3 separate regions of the Mus musculus genome follow, and regions 1 and 2 are each linked to region 3. The links are chromatin loops, found by intact Hi-C in ENCODE. Cell type or tissue: left cerebral cortex. All regions are shown on one strand.

Evidence for each region. Hi-C counts contacts between places; a loop is a spot of excess contacts. Peaks named below come from ENCODE experiments on the same cell type or tissue, not always from the same donor. Only the 100,000 strongest peaks of a DNase experiment are listed, where the experiment ranks them.
Region 1: it touches region 3 in a loop (2.6-fold over the local background); 3 of 42 quality-filtered maps call a loop at or near these places.
Region 2: a loop joins it to region 3, with 2.4 times the contacts of the local background. A loop is called at or near these places in 13 of 42 quality-filtered maps.

Annotation. Positions count from the first base shown.
Region 1 is chr11:55,155,934-55,163,933 of GRCm38, forward strand. It overlaps Slc36a2 (solute carrier family 36 (proton/amino acid symporter), member 2), which reads right to left. Exons shown (of 10, transcript NM_153170.3): 9 at 6,713-6,882; 10 at 2,535-3,682. The coding sequence ends at 3,411. Gm31688 (a long non-coding RNA gene) reads left to right here. Exons shown (of 3, transcript XR_388653.3): 2 at 109-261; 3 at 612-805. Among named protein-coding and RNA genes, the nearest start is that of Slc36a3, 8.2 kb to the left of the region's middle. In left cerebral cortex, CTCF peaks have their summits at 3,081 (motif pointing left) and 6,940 (motif pointing right); DNase peaks (open chromatin) are centred at 3,066 and 6,934.
Region 2 is chr11:55,378,816-55,386,815 of GRCm38, forward strand. It overlaps Gm31842 (a long non-coding RNA gene), which reads right to left and starts at 4,035. Exons shown (of 3, transcript XR_388657.2): 1 at 2,557-4,035; 2 at 2,268-2,427. In left cerebral cortex, a CTCF peak has its summit at 7,820 (motif pointing left); DNase peaks (open chromatin) are centred at 4,929 and 7,820.
Region 3 is chr11:55,246,239-55,254,238 of GRCm38, forward strand. Fat2 (FAT atypical cadherin 2) reads right to left here. Exons shown (of 23, transcript NM_001029988.2): 22 at 7,286-7,743; 23 at 4,372-6,260. The coding sequence ends at 5,728. Among named protein-coding and RNA genes, the nearest start is that of Slc36a1, 46 kb to the left of the region's middle. In left cerebral cortex, no CTCF peak of the experiment used is centred here; a DNase peak (open chromatin) is centred at 4,497.

The sequences.
Region 1 (8,000 bases), 90 kb before region 3:
TATGTACATAGACACACAAACACAACAAATACATATGAAACAATATAATTTTATGAAACTCCTTTTTCCTACCTTGCCCATTGACCCTCCTCTTTTATTTGCTCAAAGACCTTTCAGGCCTTGCAGAGCAGCAGGAAGCTGTGATGCTAAATGCCTGGGTTCTGCACCCTCTTGTCCCTATGTTGGTGTTCAGCAGACTAATATGTCTGAAAATGGCAATATATATGGACCTCAGGAACCATTCTCACTACAGTCATAAAGGTAACTCAAGAAAGGAAGGGTTTAAGTTGGTTCCCAGTTCGAGGGCACAAACCATCATGGTGGGGACAGCATGGTGCCAGAATGTGACTCACCCACAGTCAGGAAGCAGAGGGAGGGAGGGAGGGAGGGAGGGGGAGGGGGAGGGGGAGAGGGAGGGGGAGAGGGAGAGGGAGAGGGAGAGGAATGGCCACACTTAGCTTGTCTCTTCCTTTGTATTCAGTTCACAACCCAGCCCATGAGATGATCCTGCCCATATCTAAGTCTTTGTTTCTCAGAGAACCCTCTCTGGAAGCACAGCTCACCTGTGGGTGTGTCTTCAAGGTGATTTTCTATACTCTCTGATTCAACAGAAAGCCCAAAGAAGTCAAAGAGAGATGATCTGGGTGTGGTAGCCATCCCAGGCCTGGGAGGCAGGAGGCACCCAAGGATAGCCTCAGCTATACAAGGCAGCTAGGCCTCAGAGGAGGAAGGGGAAGAGGAAGAGGAGGAGGAGGAGGAAGAATTCTTTAATGGAGACAGGGGAAAGGTATGTATACATTCTAGTATATGTCTCAATAAATAGACAATAATAACATCTTATCACTCAGCTATGCTAACCGGCAGTTTTAGATGATGCAGATAATTGCTAATGAGCCCTAGCTTGCACCTGCCCCTTACGTCAGTGATTCTCATTTTCTGTACTCAGAAGATCTCAGCAATAAGATTAGGGGCTAGAGAGATGGCTCCATGACTAAGATTGCTTGGTGCTCTTACAGAGGCCCTGAGTTCATACACAGCCACCCGTAACTCCAGCTCCAGGAGACTCTCTGTGGCCTTTGAGGGATCCGTGCATATAACACACACGGCGCGCACACACCACAAATAAAAACAAATCTTTAAAAAAAAGATTAACTCAATTATCTTATACAATAGGGGCTTGTCTGTGGAGACCAAGTGCGAGCAGGGGGAGGAAGACCACTCTTCTGGGGCTCCGTTAGGTCTGTCACAGAGTCAAGGATGGGGATGATAGATGGCCCATCCCTGGAAAGGCAGACTGCTGAGCACTGCCCAGGCTTGGAGTCTCATCTCCCAGCAGGGACTCTGAAGGGTTTGGGGTTTCCATGTGGACAGCCAACCCTGCCCCCGTCTGAGTGGGAATGTGGAAATACCTCACAGAGGTTCAATGTGTGGAAAGTAAGACACAGAAGAAGCAGACCAGGCCTCGGGAATTGGGATGATCCCAAATGTCCCCTCTACATATTCTGAACGTCACACAAATATGGAAGGGTGGGGACACACAGGAGCCGGTTCAATCAGGCAGGTGTCATTTGCTAAGCTGACCTCTTTCCCAGTGGCACAATTAACCGTCAACTAAACAGAATCTAGAGCCGCCCAGGAGGCAAGCGTGTGGGCAAGCCTGTGACCAGACTAGGGTAATGATGTGGGCGGCACCATTCCAGTGTGCTGGGGTCCTGGGCTAAATGAAAAGAGAGAGAACTGAGAGTGTTGGCGATTCTGTTTCTTGACTGTGTCTGTCATGTGACAGGCTGCCTGGGTGCCATTCTCCATCAGCATGGACTGGAGCCTCAAACTGTGAGCCAAGGCACAGCTTTCCTGCTTCAAGTCGCCTCTCTCACAGCAATGAGATAGGTAACAGCAAGTGCCTGAGAGAGAGTCACCAGAACCTATGAAACCGCACACCAAAGGGACGGAAACTACATGTGTATTCTGTTCCTCCCTCTGTGGCTCATGGGCACTAGCTCACATTGGTCATCTTGGTCCCATCTTCTTGGCACACACACACACACACACACACACACACACACAGTACACAGTGCTGGAGATGAGACCCAGAGTCTCAGGTAACCAAGCACATGCCCTGTCATTGAGCTACAGCCATGACTCTCATGTACACAGTTCTTATGATCTGGTCAACTTTACTGCGGACGTTGTCCATATGGCTTCACACGTGTGTCTAGAAACAGGCTGGTTGATCTTGGTGTGGCATTCGATCATGATGAGTCGTTTCTATTCCATATGGTCCCCTATCCTCCAGGAGACTGGGCACGATGTCACACACTCCATTTCACTTGGTGTTCTCAGATCCATGATGTGGAAAGCAGGGCTGGAGAGATTCCCCAGTGGTTAAGAGTGCTTGCTGAGGAACTAAGTGTTTTACAACTGCCTGTAACTCCAGCTCCAGGGGACTTAACATTCTCTCTGGTGCACACACATGCACACACACACACTTTAAAGAAAAATCAGCTCCACAAAGCAGAAAGAGAAGGCAGTCTCAGGGTGGAAGCCATCATCGAATTTCCATTTGTAACACTTTTACTGTTGACCATGGCAAGTTACAAGGTCAAGACTCAGGAGATGACCCGTAGACTCTACTGTTGGGTACACAAAGCTACAATGTTATATAAGCTCTTGTTTTTATAACACCTTTACCCAAACTATTATATAAGAGCCCTGTATTATGCTTGGTGCCCGACAGGTAACAGAAGATGTTCATTGCAAGAATTCAGAAGTAAAAAAACGACTCCAATGATGTCTCTGTCTGCTGCCCCTGGCCCATAGGCATGACCCTATGTTTTTCTTGTTCACTGCTGGATTTCTGAGTTGGGCTAAGACTTAGTGGTTTAGAAAGTTCAACACACTTATCTGTAACATAGATGGTGACATTTTATCTGAGCATTGTGACTGGCCCTGGCCCCCTCCATCTTGATGCTGCCTTGAGCACAGTGTTCCCCATCATGGTCAGGAAAAGGAAATAACCAAAGCCTCAGCGGGCAGAGACTACCTTCTGCCAAAAGCTGGCTATTGCTGCCGCCTAGTGGTTGCTTTTTGCATAGCTCCACTCAAGGCAGGAAATTAGCAGATAAATGACAAAAACAAGATGGCGGTTTCCACAGGTGAGGTCTCCACAGTGTGGAAAACTAGAGAACGACCAACATTTCTTTTGTTTTTAATGACCATCTATCTACACCTTGTATGCGGTGTAGATGGCCCCCATCTCCTTTGCGCGCGCGCGCACACACACACGGTACTGGGGATATGCTACACCTGTTTTTTGTTTTGTTTTGTTTTTTCCTGTCTTGGACCAGAGAAAAGGCAAAGTGAAAAAATTCATAGACAACATAAGTCACCGTGGGCGAGGAGAGGCTCTGTCACTGAATAAACATGGTGGAGTTGGACAGGGCGGGAGAGTTCCCGGACTTGATCAGCTCATCCAGGGCCTGGTAGGTCCCCACCACAAAGCCCATGAAGCCCAGGATGCTGATGAGGGCATCCTTGGTGACGGTCAGGGGGCTAATGCCCTCTCCATAGTAGGTGACCACCTCCAGCAGGGGCGGGATGATGAGGGCCAGGGCGCTGCTGCTCACAGAGCCCACCAGGGAGAGGACCAGGTCCAGGCGTGGGATGAGGATGGCCAGCATGCCTGTGGGAGATGAAGGGAGACAGATGGAGAGTCCTAGGTTTACTTTAAAGGCTGTTATTGAAGTCGTCTTTAAGAGAAACCAAACCTCCCTCAGAAATTCAGCTTTGCACATAAAAATTGAGGGCTGCGGATGTAGCTCAGTTGGTAGAATGCCTGCCCAGAATGTGTGAAGCCCTGATTCTATCCCCGGCACCATGAAAACTGGGCACAGCAACATACACCTATAACCCCAGCGACTTGGAGGTGCAGCCTGGAGCATCCAGAGCTCAAGGATTTTTTTGGCTGCATAGTCTAGTTTGAGGCTAACCTGCGATATGTGAGACTGTATAAAAAGGAAATAAATAAACGTAGAGAAAGAAAGGAAGAAAGAAAGAAAAAAGGAAGGAAGGAAAGAAAGAAGGAAGGAAAGGAAGGAAGGAAGAAAGAAAGAAAGAAAGAAAGAAAGAAAGAAAGAAAGAAAGAAAGAGGGGAGGAGGGAGGAAAAGAGAGAGACAGAGACAGAGACAGAGAGAAGGCAGGGCATAGTAAAAGAAGAGGGCTGACTCCTGCAAGTTGTCTTCTGACCTATACACATGTGTCAACATGTACATATGAATAACAAACAAACAAATGTAAAAAAATAAATAAAAAAGAAAGAAAAGAGAAAGCGAAGTGTTCCCAGGGCGCCAGTCCTCTCCAGGAGGGCTCACTCGTGGTTGGTGTTGCCCATTCCTGTTGTTCAGCTCTGCCCTGACAGGGCAAGGCAATGCAGAGGTTCCTTCATCTTCTATTTTTGCGGAGGCCATTTTGGGTTTAACTAGACTTTGATCTCTTTGATGGAGAATTCCACGAAAAGTCACTCAATTCTATTCTGGGAACCTGAGGCCAGGATGTCTCGGTTTATTTATCTTAGTTTCTGTTAAATTGCCTGTTTGTGCAAACCCCAGCCTCAACCTCCTTGTCCCGCTTCAGCTGCTGTGTAAGACACCAGGATGTAGATTTTGCCTATAAGCCACTTGCTCTAAATGTTTGAGGCTACACTTGAGTCCCCAAATACCTGAGTATAGTCCCAGCCTGCTGGAATAAAGACTTTCACCTGGCTATAAATGGTGGTCATCTTTGGAGGGTTCCTCACAACAGTTTGTGTTCCTATTGTGTTGTTGGCGGGGTTCTCTAACCCCTTAGGTTCAGTACTTGGGGTTCTGGAGATGGAGAGACTAAGACAACCCAGTGTTCATTTGTGAGCTACAGCTAGGAGATCCAAAGGGGTAGCTCTCTATAACCAGGGAATGAAGGAACCAGATTTGCCCCATATGGGGTCTCAGCAAAACCCACCAACCCCCAAGCCCAAAGGGAGTGGGAGTTTCAGATGGTCCCTTAATTCCAACGACAACGGCTGGCTTCCTTGTAGCTGACCTTGCTGATGGGGATTAGAGAGGCTGTGTTTCCAGAATGCCCTATTTAGTCAGCAAAACCGGTTTGGATCATGTTTTTTGCTTAACCACTGTTTAGATATCAATAGCTTTGAATGATCTTTTGCTATTATTATTTCACGCATATATGCATGTTCTGAACGCTCTCCACATCAAATGCTTTCTGCCTGTATTTTCATTTTCCAACCTTTGACAATGTCCTGTGGGTATATACTATATGTTGATTGTGTCCCTTCCACTGCCTTCTCTCACCCCCACCCCTGTCCTTCATGTCTAAATAACCGGCAGGATTTAATTAGAGTTGCCTACATAACATTGGTGGGGGTTTCGGGGAAGGGGAGCCTTGTTTATAATGTTGGCCTAAATGTATACAAAATCATGAGGGACAGACAGCACCTGTTGTTTGAGCTTTTTCGCTGGCTCCCCTCCTTCAATGTCAGCCTTGGACGTGAAAGGTGCTGGCTCTGGAATTTGGTGGCTTGGGTTCGAATTCTGGTTATGTTTTTTCATTATCATTATTTTTTTTAAAGTTTAATTACATTTACTTATTGAGCATATGTGTGCGTGCGGAGTATGTGTCTCAGCACATATGTAGAAGTCTGAGGGAAACCTGCCATGTGAGTTCTGGGACTAAACTCAGGTTGTAAGCCTTGGCAGCAAGTGTCCTTCCTAACTGAGCCATCTCATTGGCCCTTGGTTACTACTGCTGCTGCTATTGAGATAGTGCCCCACGTAGCTCAGGCTGGCTTCAAAGTTGCTATGCAACCAAGAGAGTGACCTTGAACTTCTAGTCCTCCCGCCTGTACCTCCTGAGTGCTGGGATCACAAGTGTGCATCACCGTTCTCTACCTCTGAGGTACTGGAGATTGAAGCAAAGGCTTCATGCATGCCAGAAAAATGCTCTACCAACTGAGCGACACCCTCAGCTCCAGTGCTCACTGGTCAATTATTTGGCAGTGTCCTGCTTCCTTAGCATTCTCACAAGGGCTGAATAAAATGCCAAGAAATACAGCCTAGGACGAGTTTACCGCAGTGCCCCACAGTTTCTCTATCATGTGATTGTTATTTATTACACTGGGTATCAGTGAATCTGTCCTTAGACTGGGCATCTGCATACCTTTCTAATCAGGGAACGTGCAAGAATGGTCTAAATAGAGGTTGGGAGATTGGCTCAGTTAGCCAAGTGTCCTGGCAAGCACAAGGACCTGAGTTTGATTTCTAGAACTTAAAAAAGAATGAGGCATGGTGGGGTACACTTGTAACCCCAGCATTGGGGAGGCAGAGTCAGGAGGCTGATCTCTGGAGGTAGCCTCGCCTAACTGCTGAGTTCTCGGCTAATGAGAGACCATATTAAAAAGAAAAAAGGTGATGGTGCCTGAAGAATGTCACCTAAGTTGTTCTCTGGTTTCTACATGGATGCACATCTCTGAGTGAATACACCAGATACAGATACAGACACAGACACAGACAGACAGATAGACAGACAGACAGACAGACACACACACACAGAGAGAGTCTCTGTCTCTGACTGTGTCTGCCTGCCTGCCTGCCTGTCTGTCTGTCTGTCTGTCTCTTCCCCAGAAATGGTCCAGAGACTCCCGGCCTCTGTTCTACTCACATGTGAGGCAGACCAGGGCAAGCCGGATAGACAGGTCCACGGGCAGTGCCCAGCGTTTTGACACCTGAGAGACAGCAAGGGGGATGATGATTTCCGCAGGGACGTAGAACTGCAGGGCATAGGTACACAGGATACCGACGACATACAGGAGCTTGACTGATTGGTACAGCCTGCAAGACACACAGCCATGTTCTCCATGGCCCAACACTTCCACGCCTGACCTCCTGGGGGCAGCAGACTCTGATGTTGGGACAATCCCTTGGGTCTTTGTTTCCTTATCTGAAAATGAAGGTGTGGTGCCTTCTCTGAGTGCAGAGGCATCTCACCAGTGTAGAGGGAAGAGAAGCATCAGGGATTCAGGCTCTGGTGCTTTTCAGGGCAGGCCTGAGGACAGACGTGGAGACTACGTACTTCTCCCAGAAACCCTTGGCTGGTAAGGGGCCAGGGTCCTAAGTGGAGGGTCTAAAGTCCTGTGTGACTAGAGTTCATAGGAATTGTTCGTGTCCCCTAAATCCTAAGTACATCAGGAGCCCTCAACACATGTCCCATCTAGTTGAGAGGACTGCGGAATCTCTGATAATGGAGAGGGAAAGACATTATCAGTGGGATTGTGTGAGGGGATGAAAGAAGAAACAGGGTCGTGAGTGGGCTTGAAGCTGAGGCCCAGATAAAGGGTGAGGTTTCAAGGGAGCTGAACTTGTGTGTGTATATGTACATGCTTGTGTGTATGTGAATGCCTGTGCGTGCATGTGTGTTGCATGCATGTGTGCATGTGCATGCATGTGAGTGTCTATGCATGCTATGCATGTATATGTGCATGTGTGCATATGCATTGCACGTGTGTGCACATGTGTATGCATGTGTATGTGCATGTACATGTGTGTTGCATGCATGCATATATGTGTATGTTGTATGTGAGCATGTTTATGTGTATTCCACATGCATGTAGAGGCCAGAGGTTGATATCAGTGTCTCCTTCAGTTACTCTGCACTTTTTTTTTTGAGACAAGGTCTCTCACTGAACCTGGAACTCACTAATTCAGACTGACCGGCTAGGCAGTGAACCTCAGGGGTACTCCTGTCTCTACCTTCCCACTGTTAGCATTACAGGCACATGCCTGGCTTTCTGTGGGGGTGTTGAGATCAGACTAAAAGTACTCACACGTGTGTGTCAACTTCTCTTACCCACTGAACCATCTCAAAGCTCTGTTTGATGTTTTCAATGCTAGATCCCCTGGTTTGGGGGACCCCAGCAGCAGCAGAGCCTGGGAATGGGAACCAAAGGGTT
Region 2 (8,000 bases), 130 kb after region 3:
CCAACACAAGAAAGTCACTCCTCGGAAAGTCACCAGGCATGGTGGGGCAGACAGCTAGAATCCACCTCAGCATTCATGAGGCAGAGGCAGCAGGATTAGAAGTTTGGCTACATAGCAAGTTTGAGGCCAGTCTAGGCTACGTGAGATCTCATTTCAAAAGCAAAAATTCAAAACAAAGAAAAGCCACCCCCCCACCCCACTCCCACCCCCTCCTCTATGGTTTAGAACTAAATCTACCCACCACCCCAAGGCAATGCGCTAAGGCCTGGGTACCAGTTCCTGTGCCTTGGGAAAGTACTTGGGTTTATTCTGAGAACTCCAAGCTCCACAAGCCCTCAGGGTCCACCCACTTACAGGCTATTGCATCTTGTCATGGGCTATAGGAAAGTACTGGAGACTTAGAAGGGGGCCTAGTCAATATAGTGGATCCATAGAGCATGCTCTTAGGGCTCTCTCTCTCTCTCTTTCTCTCTCTCTTTCTCCCTCCCTTTCTCCTTCCTGGCAGACTTCGACCATCACATGCTTCCACAGTGCTGTTTTCTCTGTCTCTATCTGTCTGTCTGTCTGTCTTTCTTTCTCCCTCTCTCCTTCCTGGCAGTCACATGCTTCCACAGTGATGCTCTCTCTGTCTCTATCTGTCTCTGTCTGTCTGTCTGTCTGTCTGTCTCTCTCTCTCTCTCTCTCTCTCTCTCTCTCACACACACACACACACACACACACACACACACACACACACACACACACATTTTGTTACAGATGCCACAGACCCAAGTAACTTCAGGATGAAAATTTCAACTCCAATAAACCTTTCCTCCTTTGGCACTTTGTCACAGTGGTGGAAAGATGACGGACACACCCTTGAGATCTTTCACGATCAGGTCTTCTTCCTTTCTTGTATCAGTCATAATAATGGCCACCAGTGGACTGCAGTGACTGAATGCAGGCATTCTGAATGCCAAATTTCATATAATCCTCACAACAGTCCCATGACCCAGGGATTGATTCCCTTAAGGAAGGAAGAATGTACTTGGGCCATGGTTTAAGGGGATACTATCTACCATGGTGGGGAAGGTATGGTGGCAGCAGATGCTCATGGCTATGGTAGTGGTCCCTTTCTCACATCTCCATAGATCAAGAAGCAGAGAGAGACTGACCAACAGACTCACAGGGGCTTGGTACAAAGGTGCTGCACGATCGACCCAGTAGAACTCCTGACACCAGAAGCCAGTCTCACAAGTCCAGTGACTAAAGCCCACAGACCACAGGTGAGCACGAATGTGAAAGAAGTGTATAGGGAAGCAGGAGGAAAGTGGGGGAGAGCAGGGGAGGGGGTCTTCTAGATCTAAGATGCTGTTGTATGGGGAGTGAGCACACAAGAGAGAAGACATGGGGTGTCGTGGCTCTTCTCTTTCCAGGCTCAATGATCTTGTACACAAGGAAGAACCCAGCAGGTCTCGTGCAGAACAAGTAAAAACTGGGTCCGGAGAGATGGCTCAGTGGTTAAGAGCACTGACTGCTCTTCCAGAGGTCCTGAGTTCAATTGCTAGGAATTGATGCACTCTTCTGGTGTATGTCTGAAGACAGCTACAGTGTATTCATATAAACATAAATAAATAAATAAATAAATAAATAAATAAATAAATAAAACCTTTTTTACAAAGTAAAAACTGCACCTCAAACCAGTGAGATGGCTCAGCAGGTAGAGACACTTGCTGGATAAACCTGCAGACCTGAGTTGGATCCCTGGGGCCCACAGAGTGGTGGAAGAACCAAACAGATTCAACAGAGCTGTCCTCTTAGTGTATGCACTCCAAGTAAGACACGGGTACACAGACATGCATGCACGAGTGCATGCTTGAACACACACAAGTAAAATTTAAGAAAAAAAGAACTGTGGTTCTTAGACATGGTTTATTGTCTAATTTTAGACATTGGTTGATATGGAGTCACATTGGACAGTGCGAATTTTACTCGGTGTGCTTTGGGATTTGAGTACCCACGGGATGCAAGGAGCCAGGTGTGGGTGGTGTGTGCCTGTAATCCCAGCACTTAGAAACCAAGGCAAGAGGATTTTGAGTTCAAGGGTAACTAAAGTCTCCTTAGAGACAGACAAAATAAGTGGGATTTGGGGTGATAGGGATCAAGCCTGGGGCATTGTGGGTGCTTGTCAAGTACTCTGCCATTTGAGCCCCATCCCAGCCCTAGATTATGACTTTTAAAGGGAAAGCATGCGGTCGTGGTCTCCTTTAACCTTCTACAAGCCCTACCTTGGATTTCTGCCAATGCAGCTGATCCGGCTGTCCCAGATAAGTCTGGATTGTCTTAGTTCAGTTTTCTACTGCTGTGGCCAAGGAAGGGGTGAGTCCTTTACCATCACAGTGGGGAAGCACGGCGGCGACAGGCAGTCATGGTGTCCAGAGCAACAAGCTGAGAGTTCACATTTTAAACCACCAGCAGGAAACAGAGAGCACAAACTCCAATTGATGCAAGTCTTTGAGCTCTCAGAGCCTGCCCCAGTGACACACTTCTTCCAACAAGGTACTAGAAAGTAAGTACCTGTCCTAAGCTTGGAGAAGCTTCTAGGCTCTAAACAGGGAGACAGGAAGGGAAAATACGGTGCACCCCGGAGGTACCTGCAGCAGGCCAGCTGCCAGGTTCTGCAGGCTTCTCCCCTCCTTCCTTGTGGCTGCAGAGGAAAAGAACAAGCCCAGGTGGGGGGGGGGGGGGGCGCGCACAAGTGACCTACTAAGTTCCTTGCAGGGGTTGCCAGGCCTGACTCCAGGGAGTAGGGTGTGTGACCTGCTCCAGGCTTACACTTGGATCTCTGAGTCCAGCTGCACTCACCAGTTTCCAGATCATTCCAGCTGGTCACACATTTTAGGTAAGCCTGGGGTCACCCACACCCAACTTCGGGAGGACAAGAGGAGTGGGCAGGTGCTCAGCCCGTGTAACCCAACCCCGGCCCGCCTCTGATGCACACTGTGACCATCTCAGGGGTAGGGAGCAGGGTGGCCCAGGGCAGTCAGGAGAGTAGCCCTCACCCCACTGCTTCCCAAATGCCATCTGTACCAGTGCCCGGTGCTGCTTTTCCGATACACCCCAGCCACCTGCGGGACTGGTTACAGCCGCACACACACGGCTCTTTGTTTGCTGTCTTGTTTGTTTGCTGGTGTGCAAACAGGTCTTGTAGTTGAGGTTAGAGATTAGCCCAAGGCAAAGTGAGATGGGCAGAGGCGGAAAGAGAGGGGAGCAGGCCTGTGCTTCCCTCCCACTCTGCTACCCAAGCAGAGACCCCCAAGATCCCGATTGCAACACCACCAGCCTTCATTCACCTCCAGGAATTTCCTACCTCTAGAGCTACCTCCATGCAGAACCAGTCTCTCCTGCGCTGGGGGTAGGGGTAAGGTTTGGATGACCTTAGTTGGTCTTGGTTTGTTCTCAACAGTCTCAAGGATCCCGGCTGGTCTTGAACTCACTTTGTAGCAGAGGATGGCCTGGAAGTTTTGATCCTCCTGCCTCCACTTCCCAAGTGCTGAGATTCCCAGGGTACACCACCACGACTGGTTTATTTGGACCTGGAGGGAACGCAGGGCTTCCTGCAGACTAGACAGACAGGTGCTTTATCAGCTGAGCTACATCGCCAGCCTGGATCTTGAACTCCTGATCATTCTGTCTCCACCTCCCAGAGCAGAGATGTCAGCCGTTTGCTGTAACCCCATCAGGTTAGTCATTGATGAATGATGGGCAGGTATTTTGAACATTTCCAGGGTTGTGTGGGTAAAGGAAGGTCTCTCTCCTCTGAACCTCCTGGAGGTTCTTGCTTCTTGGCCCACAGATACCTGTGACTCCAGCTGCTAGGAACTGTATGTTCCCTTCTTGCCTCCTCATACAGAGATGTGGACATTCCTATACATGCACGCATGTGAGTGTGTGTGCACTTGTGCTCGTGCTCACACATGCGCGCGCACACACACACACACATTAAATAGGGAGAGACAAACAGGTACAGAGATTAATAATTATTAAAAAAAAAAGACATTAGAGGAACTGGAGAAATGTGTCAGTTAAGAGTGTTTGCTAGCTGGGCAGTGGGGGCGCACACCTTTAATCCCAGCACTTGGGAGGCAGAAGCAGGCAGATTTCTGAGTTCGAGGCCAGCCTGGTCTACAGAGTGAGTTCCAGGACAGCCAGGGCTATACAGAGAAACCCTGTCTTGAAAAAACAAAAAACAAAAACAAACAAACAAACAGAGTGTTTGCTGCTCTTCTGGAGAACCTGAGTTCAGCTCTGAACAACCAAGTGGGATGACTCACTATAACTGCCTGTGACTCCATCTCCCGCAATCCAGTGCCTTCTCCTGGCTTCTGCAGGCCTCTGGGCACTCACATGGTGTACAGACATACATACAGACAAGACACCCATAACACGTGAAACAAAAATTTAAAAAAATAAATTAATTAAGCTTTAAAAAACAAAACCACAGTGAGACAACTCCTGCAGGCTCCATGTTGTGGTCATGGCAGCCACAATGAGCCTGCAGGAGAGGAGCCACCACTCCGAGCAAACAGTATCCTCTGGGGTTGTATGAAGTGTAGCAGCTCTGATCTCCTCCCCAAACACTCGCCTTCCAGCTCTGAGAACTCTGAGTGGAAATTGTCTTGCTCAGCATCTTTGGTGATCTGGCTGGTGGGTCACCTCTGAGCAGCCCCAGGGGATCTCTGGCCCCTTCAGTAACCGCTGAGCCTAGTAAACACTCCCTTCTCCACAGGTCTTTCATCCCAAGAGGCCTAGCCAAATGCAGGCAGACGCTCCCTCACTCTCCTCCCTAAGCCTTTAAGTAGCTCGAAGCCCCGTCTTCTCAAGCCCTTTGGAAGGAGCTGGGCAGATTAAACTGACAGAGTCTGCATCCAGGTGCAGAGGAATCCAGGGCCTCTCAGGTTTCTTGGCAGAAGGAGAGAGAGCATGCAGAGACTCCTTCAGAACAAGTGAAACTAATTCCTTCCAGGGGCAGAAAAAGGCAGGCTTTTTTGGCAAAGGACTTGATAAGATGTTATCTCAGACACCACATGGGCACCCCGGGAGGGAGGCCAGGACTTGTTCAGCATGTGGGAAGATGGCTAGGGGCCTTGGAGGAGGGACTGGGGCAGGTTCAGGTGGAGGGCTGTTCTACAGCAGCCTCCTGCCTTTCCACTCTTTCCTTCGGAAGGAGAGGAGCATAAAGGGAAGGAGGAAGAAAAGGAAAAAAAAAGCCCGTGTGAGCTCCTCCCCCTTTCCAGGACAGATACAAAGACCTCTGGGCACCAGCCAGCCTATCTGAGTCCAAGGTTGCACAGTGGTCTTGTTGCCCAAGTCAAAGCACCAGAATTCGGATCCCCAGAATCCCCACAAATGCCAGGCAGACATGGAGACCCACCTGTCCAAGACACACCATCTCCAGAGCAAGCTGGCTAGCAAGACTCTCCGTAGCCTCAAATTGTGGGATTGACTCGAAGACTCTGCCTAGAAGAACAAGCTGGAAGAGGGATCAAGGAGCATCCTTGACATTACTCTCTCAAGCCTCCACACACACACCGCGTACACGCACAAGTACCCATACGTATGTGAACATGCATGCGTATCACACGCAATACACATGAAGAAAGAAATGAAGAAGAGGCGGCAGGGATGGATGAGTGATTCCTTTCTCCGGGAGGAAGATGGCTTCTCAGACACCTGAAGAGGAAGTAGAAATTGGCACGTTTGAAAGACAACTTGGCGTTGTCCGCCGAGGATGGAGCACTTGCCTGCTCTTTGACCAGCAACTCCATTTGCAGGGATCCATCCGGAGGAAAGCCTTCTCTGTGAGGAAATGTGTGCGCATGCTGCTCTCTGCAACCTGCTCTACAGCACGGGGCATTTGTGGCAACCAGTAGGGGCAGCTTTAAACGTTTGTGTCACACAGTAAAGTCCCCACAAAGAAGTGGACACACAAAAGCCACCACTTAAGAGAGATGATGGGTCAAATTTTAAAGCAAATACACCCCCCAGGTGTGATGTTTCATGGCTGTGATCTCAGAACTCAGGGGGCTGAAGCAGGGGAATTGCAGCAAGTTTGAGGCCAGCCTGGGTACATAGTAGAGTTCCACGGCAGCCTGGGTTATAGAATAAGACAAACAAAGGGCTGGGTTAGGGCTCAACTGATGGAGTGTTTGTCCAGCATGTAACAACAGTGCCCAAAATAACAAACCAGGCATGATGGGACACGACAGTAATCCCAGTACTCAGAAGGTGGAGGCAGGAGGATCAGAAGTTCAGGGTCATCAACACAGAGTTCAAGGTCAGCCTGGGCTACAAGACATTCTGTCTTAAAACAGAAGGGTCAGTGCCGGGTGTGGTGGCGCATGCCTTTAATCCCAGCACTTGGGAGGCAGAGGCAGGCAGATTTCTGAGTTTGAGGCCACCCTGGTCTACAGAGTGAGTTCCAGGACAGCCAGGGCTACACAGAGAAACCCTGTCTCGAAAAACCAAAAAAAGAAGAAGAAGAAGAAGAAGAAGAAGAAGAAGAAGAAGAAGAAGAAGAAGAAGAAGAAGAAGAAGAAGAAGAAGAAGAAAGAAGGGTCACTGGATAAAGGCACATGCCAGCAAGTCCTGGATTTGATCCCCAGGACTTACATGGTGCAAGGATAAAACTGACCCCCTCAAGTTTTTCTCTGATCTACACACACACACACACACACTAAGTGGGTATTTGAAATATCTGCATGTTTCCCTAACAGTGGCTTCTGTTTGCTTCCTTTCTTGAAGATGCTCCATTCTTCTGTGTAATACAAATAAATGTACAGTGTAAGTAAGGATGGATGGATAGATGGATGGATGGATGGATAGATAGATGGATTGTTGCTTACATCATTTTATTCTCTTTTTAAGATTTATTTATTTTAGGTATATGAGTACACTGTAGTTGTGAGCCTTCGTGTGGTTGTTGGGAATTGAATTTTAGGACCTCTGCTCACTCCGGTCAACCCCACTCACTCCAGTTGGCCCTGCTCAACCCAAAGATTTTATTATTATTATTATATATAAGTATACTGTAGCTGTGTTCAGACACACCAGAAGAGGGTGCCGGATCTCATTACGGGTGATTGTGAGCTACCACGTAGTTGCTGGGATTTGAACTCAGGACCTTCAGAAGAGAAGTCAGTGCTCTTACCTGCTGAGCCATCTCGCCAGCCCACGTCATTTTATTCTTATCATGTAATATTAGTGCATTACCTGAAATATATACAAGAAATAGTGAATGTCAATTTGTTCACAGCCTTCTGCACAGAGTGGGGTTTTCTGTCCAGTACCTCTCCCTTTGTGAGGTATTTTCAATACTGAAAGAAAATCTGAGGCTGGGAGTTGGAGGTGGCTTGGCTGTCATCATGTGATCTTCCACTTCATGCCTGCATTTGCGTCAGAGGTGAGGCTCCAGGCTTCTCCCATTGCACCTGGGCAGGCTATGGTCTCTTCTGAGGTCGGCAGCCAGGCTCCAGCTCGAGGCCACAGCCTCCTCTTCAGCTATCCTTTAGCTGAGAGCTGGAGGTGTGGTCTGTTTCCCAGGGTCCAGGGATCTTTGTGATTCTCTCTAGGGGATCCTGACAGTGTCATGAAGTGTGGGTAGTGAGCTGTGTCACACCTCTTCTTTCTGAGACTCAGTTTCTCCACCCGTGTAGCAGTGTACTGAGCGATGCCACAGTGCCAATGATTCCCCCAAGGTTCTAAAAAGCCACCGTTCAGGCTGCTACTCAGCCTGAGCTGAGCATCTGCGAGGTCCATTCCTGAGTACAGCCTGCCCCCTTCTGGTCTCTCGTGGTAGTGCTCAGTAAGCTTGGCAATTAAGACGCTGCCAATAGTGACTGCACTACCCTCTGGGACCTTCTAGGAAGCTGTGGCAGAGTCTGGAGAAACTAGAAGGCCTTCAAAAGACTAGTCAGTCCAGCTCTCCCGGGGTCTCACCTCCTGCATGCCTCGGCTCTTTC
Region 3 (8,000 bases):
AGATTAGCTGTTCTATCAGAGGCGCAGCTTGCTCTGACTCTCCAAAAATACGCTCTGCTGCCTCTGTCATTCTGGCCACAAAATCTGAGAAGGATTCCTGAGGTCCCTGGATTATCTTTGTTAACTGACCAGTGGTTTCACCTGCTCGAGAGAGCGCCTTCCAGGCCCTAATAGCCGTGGAAGAAATCTGGGCATAAGCTCCCCAATGGTAGTTTGTCTGATCAGCAGAATAAGCTCCCTGACCCGTTAACAAGTCAAAAGTCCAATCTCTCTGCTCTGGAGTCAAAGCAGCTGCGTTTGCTCGGGCCTGCGCTTGTGCAGCTTCGTGCCAAAGCGCTCTCCATTCCATATATTTGCCCATACTAGGGAGAGCGGCTTTTACAACCGTTTGCCAGTCAGCAGGAGTTAGTGCCATGCCGGCGAGCCTGTCTAACTGCACCAAGGTAAAATTAGCATTGGTTCCGTATTTACGAACCGACTCGGCAATTTCTTTAATTTGTAAGTATTCTACCGGAGCGTGGACACGCCCACCCTCGGCTCCTTCAAAGACCGGAAATGCCTGTTGTATTTTCCTTTGTTCCTCTCTGGGAATGAATGAGTCTGCGCACTGCCTCTCTGCGCACTGCCTCTCTGCGCATTGCTGACGCACTACGCAGGGTGGGGACTCCGCATAGGGCGGACCTTGAAGCCGACTGCCCTGAGGCCAATCAGCAAACTGGCCTTCGCCAGCCGCTTTTGGCTTTTTTCTTGACCAATTAGCTGGCTGGTAATGGGCTGCTTCTTCCTCCCAGTCTGTTTCCTCAGAGGAGAATTCTTCATCTGCTTCAGAACTACTAAGAGCTGGCTTCCTGAGCTCATCTAGTGACGAGTATCTCCTAGAGACCTCCGCTAATTGATCTTTCTTCTTTTCCCTTTTTCCTCTTTTTCTTCTAATCTCTCTCCAGGTATTCCTACCTAACCTTAACTTTTCCTCGGGTTCAAGACCCTTGGAAAGGCCTGTATACTTATTTTGTGTACCATATTTTCTCTTTGCTCCTACTCTCTCTCCCCGCTTTACTTCTGATAGCTTGTCCTGAATTTCATCTAGAATCCTCCCTATCTTAACCACTTGATAACATGTGAAAAGGAACAAAAGGGCTCCTAACACCAGAAAAAATTCAAGGCCAAACATATTCCACTTTACTTCTGATAGACTGTCTTGAATTTCGTTAGAAAGTTCAAGGCCAGGCTTACCTCGTAAAGCTGTACTCACTGGTACTCTCGTTCCCCAGCTGAAAAGTTCTGAATTCATACAGTTGAATCCTTCTTAACAGTCTGCTTTACGGGAACCTTTATTACCGCGACCCGCAGTTCTGGTTCTGGAATGAGGGATCTTCCTTGCGCCAGTCCCGAGTTTTTTTCTCGTCCCGGAATTCGGCACCAATTGTTATTAGACGCGTTCTCACGACCGGCCAGGAAGAACACCACAGACCAGAATCTTCTGCGGCAAAGCTTTATTCTTACATCTTCAGGAGCAGAGTGCAAGAAGCAAGAGAGCAAGAAGCAAGAGAGAGAGAAAAGCAAGAGAGAGAGAAAACGAAACCCCGTCCCTTTTTAAGGAGAATTCTCCTTCGCCTCGGACGTGTCACTCCTTGATTGGCTGCAGCCCATCGGCCGAGTTGACGTCACGGGGAAGGCAGAGCACAAGTAGTCATAAGATACCCTTGGCACATGCGCAGATTATTTGTTTACCACTTAGAACACAGCTGTCAGCGCCATCTTGTAACGGCGAATGTGGGCGCGGCTCCCAACACACAGTTCTTTGGATCTGAATAGCTTGTGTTAGAAGAGAGTGGCTGGTGGCCTGGACGTCCGCTGATGGACGATCCCAGCAGGGCATGAATGGAATGTGGTAGTAAAAAGCAGGGTGAGAAGTCTGAGTTCACTTTCAGCTGCATAGTAAACGCGAGGTCAGCCTGGGCTGTGTGAGGCGCTGTCTAAAGAAAATTAACTCACGATGTCCTCACTGTTAGGAGCTGGCTGTCACTGCTGTTTACAGAGCTTAACCTTCACTGTCAACCTGACTAGATTTGGAGGTACTCAGGAGACACTCGTCTGGGCTGGTCTTCTTGGAACTCTCCAAAGAGGTTTAACTGAATCAATCTTTGAATGGATTGCAGGTCCTACTGAGTTGACAGCATTATCCATCACACTAACAATGTGATATTATTTACTATGTTTGTCTACTGAAAGAACAAACAAACAATTCCAGAAGGACTTTGGTAAAGAAGCAAAGGGAATCACTGGTAGGAAGACAGTCTTTTCAATAAGTGGTGCTGACGACTGAGTATCCTCATCTAAAAAGCTGAGTGAGACCCGGGGCCATTAGTAAAACATAAAACTAGAAGAGATATCATAAAATCACAGAAGCCATCATAAAGAAAATACAGACCATCTTTGGTATAACCGTGACTTTTAAAAGAATCACCCAGGAGACACCTGGTTATGTCCTCAAGGGAGTTCCTTTTCTTTTCTTTTCTTTTCTTTTCTTTTCTTTTCTTTTCTTTTCTTTTCTTTTCTTTTCTTTTTAAGATTTATTTACTTTATGTATGTGAATACACTGTAGCTGTCTTCAGGCACACCAGAAGAGGGCGTCAGATTCCATTACAGATGGCTGTGAGCCACCATGTGGTTGCTGGGAATCAAACTCAGGACCTCTGGTAGAACAGTCCGGCACTCTTAACCACTGAGCCAACTCTCCAGCCCCACCCCACCCCACCCCCGCCCAGGGACTTTCTAAAGAGGTTTAACTGAGGGGGAAGACCAACCCTGAGTGTGGGATGGAGTCTCAGACTGGATAAAATGGGAAGAGTAGAAGTCTGGCTGCACAGCAGTATGTATCACACATGGAGGGAAGAATTGCTAAGGTAGATTGCCTGAAAACTTCTGCCATGTTGTGAAATGTGCAGTGGAATTCCAGTGTTGAGAAGCTGAGGCAGAAGGAGCGAAACTGTTCCATATGATATAATCAAGCTTGATGTCCTGTTACAGCATCAGGAATGGGCTCTATTGTGTACTGTGCACTTTGGCTCCTGGTATGCCTACATTGGTTCACTGATGCAAGAGACATGTCATTCTTTTGAGGGATGCTCATGCATGTGTAAGGGGATTGAGTGACATCTCTGTGTCTTCCACTCAAGACCTATTGAGAGCCTCTCTGACAAGAACTGGGGATGTGGCTCCAATTGGTAGAGTCTTGCCTAGCACGCATGAAGCTCTGAAGTCTATTCCCAGTACTGCATAAACCCCATGTGAGGATGCACACCCAGCACGCAGGAGATGGAGGTGGGGGATGGGAACTTTGAGGTTGTCCTTGGCTGCATACTGAGTTGGGATGTATCCAGCCTGGGCAACATGAGGTCTTAAAAGAAGCTCTCAGAACAAGAGTCAGGTCAAAGCTGATCGAGGATGTATTAGTGTGCAGTGGAGCTGAGAGCAAGGCAACCTAACCTACCTGACTGCAGAGCCCTGAGTCCACATGGATATCGCACACTGGCCATCTGTGACTGACTGGACTTTCCAGGTTCAGGTCTCGACAGCCACCAGGGGGGTGTCCCATTGAACAGAGGAGCAGTAGTTGCTGGGTCCCCAAGACTTGTTCTGTTAGCAAGGCCCCTACTGCAGCCATCCCATGTGGTGCTGAGAAATGAAGTCTTGAGCCTTGGACTTTAGACACCCTGGTACTCCATAGCCTTAGTTTCCCTATCTTTATATTGAGGAGCTTGGGGCTGGTGAGATGGTTCAGCTGGTAAGAGTGTGACACCAAGCTTGATGACTTAAGTTTGATCCCTGGGAGCTACTTGATGGAAGGAGAGAGCTAACTCCCATAGTTGTCCTCTGGCCTTCAAACACATATACAAATAGATTAAATGATGATGATGGTGGTGGTGGTGATAATGATGGTGGTGATGATGGTGGTGATGGTTTTTTTTTGTTGTTGTTGTTTTTTTTTTTTTAAGAATGGGTTTCTCTGTGTAGTCCTGGCTGTCTTAGAACTCACTGTGTAGACTAGGCTGGCCTCTAACTCACAGAAATCTGCCTGCCTCTGTCTTCCAAGTGCTGGGATTAAAGGTGTGCACCATCATGCCCAGCTCAAAGATCTTTTTAAAATTTGAACTTGAGGAATATTGGAATCGGAGGCGTTTCTCCAAAATAGTGTTCTGGCCCCGCCCAGACCTCTGACGTCATGTCTAGTTAAGCTCTAGAGTCTAGCTTAGCAGGTGTCAGAGTGATAAACCCTTCCAGCTCCTGGATTCTTTATGAACCTGGACTTGGACACTCTCTTGACATGGCCCTGACCCAGCCTGAAGTGCTCTAAGCGACACAGAAAATAACAGTAAAAAAAAAGATATTTATTGTTAAAAAAAAAAAATCAAATGGCCACCAAAGCCACTTGTGCAATCAGTCACACCCACAGTCACACATGGTCGACAAATGCACCCGCCCACACAGCAGTCTTTCTGAACAGCTCTGTGGGTGGGAGTCTCTTCCTCTTGACTTCTAACTCCAAAACCACACACGTGAAAAGGCAGCGGACCAGAGAGGGACTGGCAGAGGACAGAGTGTTCAGGCCACTACAGGCCTCCCTGGCTTCCAGTCTCTGTCACTCCCAGCTACATAACTTTCTACGCATGTGCACATGCACACAGTCCGTGGGTGCCCACACTGATCCTCCATGCATAGGGCTGAGTCAGTGGGGGTAACACTTGATTGGCAGGCGTCTATGATGAAGGGAAGGGAGAAGGCAGGGTGTCTGGCCTGGATCTGCTGGCTGAATCTCCACCTCTACCTGGTCCTGGATGGCAGTTGAAGTCCTTGTGTCTAAACAAGAAGAAACCCTTTTGGGAAAACACATCCAGACAGCAAGGTTGAAAAGTGCCTAAGAAGTTTTCAAATGAACTACATCCTTCTTGTTCTTGGCTAAAAGTGCCTGGGACGTTTGGGACAATTAACTCAGCATTCGGAGAGATCTGAATTCTTCTGCGCAGAAGGTTTCAGGCAGGATCCCACCGGCAGAGGGGGAACAAGTCCTGAAGCTTCAAGAACAAGACTTCCAGAAGATGGAAGTCCATGTGACTCAACTTCCAAGAATGTTCTTGTTGCCAGTGCCCAGAACAATGCTGACATATGACACTTGGCATAGATGTCCCAAAGGTACACACAAAGCAGATACTCGGGTGACTGTAGTACCTGCTTACAGGCTGCTTACTCTTCAGCCCCTTAGGAGACCACTGCACGGATCTTAGAAGGTCCTGGTCTCTTCTCCACAGTAGATGCATGCATGGTTGCCTACTGGGCACAAACCTGCCTGCCCCATGATGGGCCTGTGAGAAGCTGTAAGAATGTGGCCCAGACACGTTGAGCTGGTGGTTGGAGCTCTTTCTTGCTGGGGCTGGGAGCTGGCGGATCTGAGGGATTACCCTCCTAGTTCTCACCCCAGTGTGCACCTGTCTGGGCACCTCCTCTTTCCTGGGGCCCTACCGCCATTTTTACAGCTCTACCTTCAGCTTCCCTCCACCCTCAAGGACAAGCTGGGGACCTGAAGAGCACATTTTAAGAGATGGACATCTGGGCTGGGGATGTGCTGGCCTCCCTTCTTCTCTCAGCCACACCCAACTCACTTCCCATGACATTGGGAGACAGTGTGGGGCCAGGGCTTCCCCCATGCTTTCCTCTGAGAGCAGAAAGCTAGAACATGACTTCCTCGCAACTTCCATAGTCACTCTCTACCATATCTGAGCCCTCGTAGTTGGGAGGAGCTCGAGGTTGGCTCCGTCCTGGGGCAGGCCCACCATTCACTTCACAGTCAGCATAGGATGGCCCAGCTCTGCTGAGGCGCATGCTCACCCCCTTATAGCCCCCCTCTGCCAGGCATGGCCCACCCCCTCCCTGGCGGAACTGTGAATGGTAGTAGCTGATAGCTGTATACTCATTGAGACAGGGGGCAAGCAGATGTTCCCGGGGGCTGGGAGGCCGTGGAGGTATCAGATCTTCCAGGTTCTGGTTGCTGTAACGGGGTGGGAGGGGTGCCCGCTTGTTTTCCAGTTCCAGGGGGAAAGGGAAGCCCCCATAGAGCCCAGCGGGATCTGGCATCACGGCGGGACTAACATGGCGTCGAGGAGAGGGTGGCAGAGGTCCCTGCATTGCTTCAGGATGTGGATATTCCCAATGCTCCTTCCGGGAGTAAGTTGGAGGCCAGACTGCAGCTCCACTTGGGTATACTGAAAGAGAACAGTAAGACTTGGTGAGGTCTGTGTTTCCATGGTGCATTCTAGCAAGCTGTACAGGGGCTATCAATGACTTGACATTTGGTAGGGATGGCTCGGGGAGTTGGTGGGCATATGACCTATCTGTACATGTCGTCTCTGGAAGCTGAGATGGATCTACAATCCAGTGAAGGTAAATTGAAGCCTGAGGTTAAACTCAATGCCAGCCCATCTTGTGACTCTCCACTGCCAACCCGTGTCGGTGAGAAGGGAGGTCTAGGGAGAACCATAGACAGTTCTCTACCATCCACACTTCCGTTAGACAGCTGCAGTTGAGAGTATAATCTCAGAATGGAAGGAAATGGATGCACACTGTGGACTTGGTGATGGCTTAGTGCCTGTCATAGGAGGTGATGGGATGAGAGGAGGCTTGGAAGGAGTCCCCTTATCCCACACCCATCTCTGCCAATGACAAGTTGAGATTTAGAGCAACTCATTTCATCTTTATGGCCTCGGTGACATGCCATGACAATACCTGTTGTAACTACTGGAGAACATACTAGAAAAAATAGAAGGCACTTTACAAATATACTCCTTCTGAACCAAAGATGAAAGGGGCTGTAGTTTCCTTCTCTGGGCCAGCTAAATCTCACTTCCAGATTGGACTGCTAGAACTTTTTCCATCTCCAGAACAGCACAAGGGTGCAGACATCCCCACTTTATTCCCAAGTCCACCCAAGACCATCAAGTCTACGTTTCATGACATGAACATTAATCAGTCCTATGGTGTGATTTGGAGTTTAGAGGACCGTGTGATGGAACAGACACGATGAGCTGCAAACTCTGGGTCAAGGGACTTAGCATCTTCTCCAGTCATCTATGCACTGTGACCTGGAATGCATCCCTACATGCCCAATACCCAGAGATTGGTTTGATCAATGGTTGTTCCATTGTATACCAACGTATATACCAATGGAGTATTTCAGGCTTCCACCCACTTCCATGCATCCCTGAGCCATGGGACTTCTGGCTATACTGACCCAGCTCCTCGCCTGACCAGGTTCTCTTGATGATGGGCTCGTGGCCAGGGTGGGAGGAGACTACAGCTGGTGGGAGCCTGGGAGGCACACTGCACACCATCGGCCGCTGTTTGGAGCTAGGTCCAAAGGTGACAAGTTCATTTGGAACTGAGGTCTTACTGGGCTCCAGTTGGTTTAAGTCATTGCAGGAGCCGGCGTTAAGGGGATCGAGCTCAATGGCAGGTGAAGCTTGGGTGTCGACACCAATGCTCCTGGCTAGGAGGTCTGGATCCTCCATGGCCACTGGCTTGTGAGACTTGCAGCGACGGCAGTAGAGGAGGAGTCCCACGGTGGCAATGATGAGGAGAGGTAAGGCTACTATGATTACCAGGAACTCCTGCTGTCCCCAGTCCCCTCTCTTAATCTCAGGAGTGATGAGACAGTGTCCTCCAGAACAACCCCTTGCTTCCATCTCACACCTGCAGAGATTGAGAAGTACTTAGCAGAGTCTTAAAGGTCCCTCTTTAAAAAAAATATTTAATGCATGAATAATTTGTCTGCGTGTATGTCTGTGCACCGCATGTGTGTCTGATGCCCTTTGAGGCCAGAAGAGTTGGAATAATATCCTACAGACCATTCGTGAGCCACCATGTAGGGGGTGGGAATTAAACCCAGCTCCTCTGAAAGAGCAACAAGTGCTCTTAAGCACTGAGCTATTTTTCCAGCCCCATGGGAT